2 separate regions of the Homo sapiens genome follow, and region 2 is linked to region 1. A link is a contact called in ENCODE Hi-C or POLR2A ChIA-PET data. All regions are on one chromosome and are shown on one strand. The core of a region is the stretch at or near the end of the contact, and the rest is flanking DNA. Distances in the headings are between cores, read along the strand shown. Region 1 holds the start of DDX59-AS1 (DDX59 antisense RNA 1). Region 2 holds the start of TMEM9 (transmembrane protein 9).

What was found. Hi-C counts contacts between places; a loop is a spot of excess contacts on that map. ChIA-PET counts read pairs that join two places held with the same protein, here RNA polymerase II (POLR2A). Pooled maps may share reads with other maps.
Region 2: a loop to region 1 is called in a map of CD8-positive, alpha-beta T cell, with 26 times the contacts of the local background. The contact joins the promoter of TMEM9 here to the promoter of DDX59-AS1 in region 1. A Hi-C loop is called at or near these places in 3 of 168 maps with a recorded cell type or tissue (CD8-positive, alpha-beta T cell and naive thymus-derived CD4-positive, alpha-beta T cell), 2 of 37 single-sample maps with no recorded cell type and 9 of 50 pooled maps. POLR2A ChIA-PET finds 5 or more read pairs at or near these places in 2 of 52 experiments (A549 and H1).

What each region holds. Positions count from the first base shown.
Region 1 is chr1:200,668,257-200,670,956 of GRCh38, reverse strand. DDX59-AS1 (DDX59 antisense RNA 1) reads right to left here and starts at 1,450. Exons shown (of 3, transcript NR_110787.1): 1 at 1,335-1,450. DDX59 (DEAD-box helicase 59) reads left to right here and starts at 1,050. Exons shown (of 8, transcript NM_001031725.6): 1 at 1,050-1,190. RefSeq lists a silencer at 897-1,636.
Region 2 is chr1:201,153,077-201,155,776 of GRCh38, reverse strand. It overlaps TMEM9 (transmembrane protein 9), which reads left to right and starts at 1,303. Exons shown (of 5, transcript NM_001288565.2): 1 at 1,303-1,919. The coding sequence starts at 1,854. RefSeq lists a silencer at 1,227-1,506 and an enhancer at 1,917-2,066.

The DNA of each region.
Region 1 (2,700 bases), core at 201-2,700:
ATGAACCAAAAAAACAAATGTTGAGTGATAAAAAGCGAATTCCAGGCTATATGTATTTTTATAAAGCTCAAAAAGAAGAAAAATACACCAATACACAGGAATGCATCCAAATATGATAAAACCACTAAAAATGGCAAAGAGGGACAAAACTGAAGATAGTGGTGGTGAGCTAAGAGGCCAGGAGTAGAATCCTGGAGATGCATAGATACATGCTAAATACTGATAACGTGGTGGAGTGATAGTTTCATTAGCATACTTTAAATTTTACATATTTGGTAAATATGCTCTTTTGAATGCATCGACTATTACACTGAAAATATTTTTAAATACTTAAGGCACCTGAATATAAGCTGGCTTCCCTCCTTCCTCTCCCGTGCTGTCTCCTCTCCCCCATCACTTCTCAACTACAAGCTGCTTGGGACACGTGGCTCCAGAGGTTGGCAAAACAGGGAAATGTCAGCCCACAAGGAACAAGAACCGTGACTTGTGTTATTTTCTTGTTGGTGTTGGGGTGGGGGGAGGGGTGCGGTGGTGCAGGAAATATTATCCAGCTTATCATATATGCCACATCAAGCTGACTCCGTTTAAATTTTGAGTGGCTCTACTAGCTAAAGCCAGAAAAGGGTTTTTGGGCCCAACGGGCAGAAGTGCCCCTCCCTTTTACACTCACACTTCCCACTTTCTAAGGGTGCCAGGCCCCCGCGCCGCCCTCCTGCTTCTTTCCGGACGGTCCAACTCTTTTCCACCAGTCCCAGCCCATTCGATTACGTAAATTCTTCCAAGAGGATTCCCAAACGTGCCCCTCCGTCCAGAACTCGCCCAGCCCGGACCAGTTCCGAGATTTACCACCAGCCCAGAGCTGGGCGGGGGCGTGGAAAACGCGAGGAGCCTTCCCGCCCCTCTCCTTCTCCCTCCCTCCCTCCCAAGCCACTGCCGGCTCCCAGCCGAGCTCCGCCCCCGCGGTGGCCCCGCCTCCCCGCCGCCCGGAAAGCGGGCTGCGGCCCCCTCCCAAAACCCGGGGAAGTGGATTCTACTCTACGCTCCGCTCCGCTCCGCTCCGCACCACCAACCCCGGGCCGCAGTCCTGACGAGCGGGTCAGGGCTTGTCGGGCGGAAGCCTGGCCTGGAGCCTGGAAGGGGGAGACGGCCCGAGCGGGAGCGGGAGCGGACGCGGCCTCAGTCCTGCGCGGGTGAGCGTGCCCCGGAAGCTTGGGCCCCTGGCCGCCCTGGTGCCCCTTCTCCGGGACCTGGGGCGCTAGGCCGCGGCGGCAGAACTGGTGCCCCTGCGCGGCCTTCCTCCCATCCTTACAGTTCCCCGTGTCCCAGGCCTCTACCCGGAACCGGAGCCCCGCCCGTCTCCTAGCAGCTCCGTGACGTGAAGCGCCTCGGGGTGCGGTGCCGCCGGGCGTGGGTGGGAGGCAACGCCCGAGGGGAGGGCCCGCCAGTGCACGGGGGTGCGGGGCGCGTTGGCGAGAATTGGAGGCCGCGCCGCCGCCAGCCGTCCGCCGTCCCGCCCAGCAGGAGCACGTTCCCTTTCGCCATTGGAAGACTGAGTTCCAAGCTTTTTCCTGCTCACCTAGAGCCGTCCCTGCCCCGCCCGCCACCCCCTGTACATTTTCGGAGATTTAGGATAGTAATTCTAGACCCTCGGTTGCATTTCTGTTGGAATTTTTCTGGAAGTTGGAATCTGGCAGTTTAAACAAAGAATTTTTTTAAGAAAAATATTTATTAGTATATTTGATAGTCCCCAGATTAGGTTAAAAGCCTTATTCCCAATAACTGTAATTTTGCAAAGACATGTTTTTGGTGTAAAAAGGTATAGATATGGGTTGATGAAAAGAATCAAACTCTGAAAAATATTTGAAGAGATTTATTTTGAGCCAGATTCAAGTGACCATGGCCAGTGACAGTCCTCAGGAGGTCCTGAGAACATGTGCCCAAGGAAATTGGGGTACAGCTTGGTTTTATCTATTTTAGGAAGGCGTGAGACATCAAATACATTTAAGAAATACATTGGTTTAGTTTAGAAAGGCGGGGCAACTCAATCGGTAAATGTAAACGTTATCTGGTTGAGGTTATCTAAAGACCTGGGATCCATAAAAAGGAATGTTCAGGCTAGAGATAAAGGATTGTGGAGACCAAGTTTTATTGTGCAGAGGAAGCTCTTAGATAGACTTTAGAGAGAGCAGGTTGTAAATTGTTTTATATTGGACTTAAAAGGGTGCCTGGCTCTTAGTTGATTATCTCCTGGATCTGGGAAGGAAGGAGGGAAAACAAGGGGAGATGGGAATTCTCACCAAATGCAGATTTTTCCTGCAAGAGACTTTGCAGGGGAGTTTTAAGGTACGACAAGGAAATATATTTTGGGGTAAAACATTTTTATTTTCTTCCTTGTTAGGCCAGAGTCAGATTGGAAAGTAAGTCACGATATACAGGGTTAAATAAAACCCATCTGATGAGAATTTATGGTTTGTAGGGCATGACTCTCCAGACCCCTTAGAAAGGAATTTGGGTAAGATAAAAAATTAGAGCTTAGTCCTCGTATGGTTGAGAGCTTGTGCTCTGGATCCACAGTGCCAGGGTTGTAACACTTAAGAATTGTGTGAGCTTGGACAAACCACTTAATTTCTTTTCTTTTTTTTTTTTTTTGAGACGGAGTCTTGCTCTGTTGCCCAGGCTGGAGTGCAGTGGCGCGATCTG
Region 2 (2,700 bases), core at 54-2,553, 480 kb before region 1:
CTTCTGAAAGGATTCCAAAGACTTCCAAAGATCCAAAGGCGGTGTCCTAAAGGAAACCACCCAAATTCACACAACTAGGAAGGGAGGAACCAGGATTCCTGCCCTGGTCACTCTAGCTCCAAAGCCCCTGACCTTTGCATCACACTGCAGGCCTCCTGCCCCTGCCCCCTGCCAACTAGATTTAATTTAATTCTATAGAATTCAGTTTAGCAAACACTTCCTGAGCACCTACCAAACACAGGTCACTCTGCCAGGTGGCAAGGATATAAAGAGGAATAAGACATAAGCATAGGAGAGAGGAACACAAACTCAGTGGCCTCCAGATAAGTGCCCACCTCAGTTCACAGGGCCTGCGAGGGGCTTGATTCCACCTGGACCCAGCCCCTATGCTAATCCAGCCACCAACCTCAAGTTTGGGCCATATTGATACCCCTCCCACCCACCCCTAAGGAATCCCAACATATCAAAGCTGAAGGGGATCTTAGAATCCAACCGAATCATTTTACAGATAAGGGAAGTAAGGGAAGCTGAGGCCCAGAGAAGGGAGGTATCTTTTCCAGGCTAACACAGCTGCTTAGGGGGAGCGCCAGGGCCAAAGCCCCGGTGTCCTCACTCCGGGTCTGGTGCCCTGAATTCATATGACTCCCCTTTCCTTCACAGCTGGCAAGAAGTTCACATCTGCCACATAGCAGCCAGGGACCCTCACCCCTGCATCCTGGCCATGCACACTTTGCCCCATTTTGCCAGGCCCAGCACCAGCATGGGGTAGGGGGATCAGGCTGAGGACGCTGTTGTGCACACTCTTCACAGGCCCAGCCCACACCACCCATCGCCAACCCTAGATTTCTCCTTCTCAGAGGTGTGTGTAGGGGTAGAGACGTTGCCGCGCAGAAAGTCTTCTGCAGCAAAGACGTGGATCCCTAAATAACATTTCCAGATTTTGAATGAGGACAAAGCCCTTCAATCTCGTATCGTTTTTGTTGACGTTACTAGCTTACAGTGTATAAAGCGCTTTCTTTCTAAAACAGCAAGATGAAACAAGCTGAGTTTTATAATACAAGGAAGGGAGAAGCACCGCAGTGGGAGTTCTCAGGCCACACAAAGGCAAGACCCTTCCCCAGGAGTTTGGAAGGCTGACGTTCCCTTTTCTGGTTTGGTCGGGTTTGAGAAATGCCCGCCTCTCCCTTGCGCAAGAGTCTCCCCGCCCAGGTGAAGGCGGGTCTTGTTGCCATGGCGACAGCGCGGTCGGGTTAAGGGGCTGCTCTGGCAACCAATAGAAGCTAGGAGAGGGCGGGGACAACTGGGTCTTTTGCGGCTGCAGCGGGCTTGTAGGTTCGTGGACGCGGCATTGGGGGAGGGGACGGGGGTCGCGGGGCTATTGGGGGTCCCAGTCCGGCTTAAGACCTCTGGGCGTGGTGGGCACCGGCCTTCGCCGTCGGAGCAGGGGTCCCAGACTCGCACCCAAAAGTTCCCGTCGGGCCCGAGCGGGGAGGAGCTGCGGGGCGGGCAGAGGCGGAGATGGCGGAGGGCGGTGGGACGTGATGCGCGGGTCAGAGCCGGGCCTTGAGAAGGAACTGGAGGCCCCTGGCAGCGGTGTCCCCTCGAGGACCCCTCTGCCGGGCTCACCAGGTGGCTGGCGGAGAGCCGGAGAGTTGGGCGGGAGGGAAGCAGGGTTTGGCGACCAGGTTTAGCAGGCCTTGGAATCCTGGAGCCCAGCCCCCAACCCCATTCCCACTTGGCCGGATGGTTAAGGGCCTAGCGTGCTGGCTGCGGTGTGGCCACCTTCCCCTTCTCCGACTCCGTATCTCTTTTTCCAGGTGTCCGGCTTTGCTGGCCCAGCAAGCCTGATAAGCATGAAGCTCTTATCTTTGGTGGCTGTGGTCGGGTGTTTGCTGGTGCCCCCAGCTGAAGCCAACAAGGTGAGGGAGGTGAGCCTGCAGCACCTGGTCACGACCACAGTGCACGGCCACCCTGTCTACAGGGCTGACTCAGAGGTAGCCAGCTGCTCCTTAAGCCTGCCTCTCACTCACCTATGGGCCATACTTCTTTTAGTGGTCTTCCTTCAGGTTCAAGGCTGCTGGCCTCCCTAAGGATAGTGCGGGTGAGGAGTGAGGAAGGGTGGGGCACAGAGCACTGGCTCACTCTGATCAGACAGATCAGTGGTGGACTTCCAGCAAGGAAGTTTGGAGAAGTTATCTAAGTTCTCCATACCTTCCTTTGCTTTGGACCAAAGTATGTTTTGTTTCAGATATTTTTGGATTTGGGAGTATTTGCACATAAAAAATGAGCTATCTTGGGGAGGGGACCTAAGTCTAAACCTGAAGTTCGTTTATGTTTCATATATGCTGTATATACATAGCCCGAAGGTAATTTTATACAATATTTTCAATAATTGTGTGCATGAAACAAAGTTTATCTACACTGAACCATCAGAAAGCAAAGGCGTCACTATCTCAGGCACCCATGTGGATAGTCTGGTTGGTTGGCATCACCACCATTCCTGACAATGAATTTATATGCTACCGATAAATATTTTCTTACGTTACACATAAGTTCTTAACGGTAAAAAAATATGATGTACTATTAACACAGTGAAAATAAATGATGTGTTCAGGGTAACTAAGCACAGTAGCATCACCAGAATACCTGTATCAGCTGTTAGACACAGCAACATAAGGCTTTCTGTCTCCTGCTGTGATG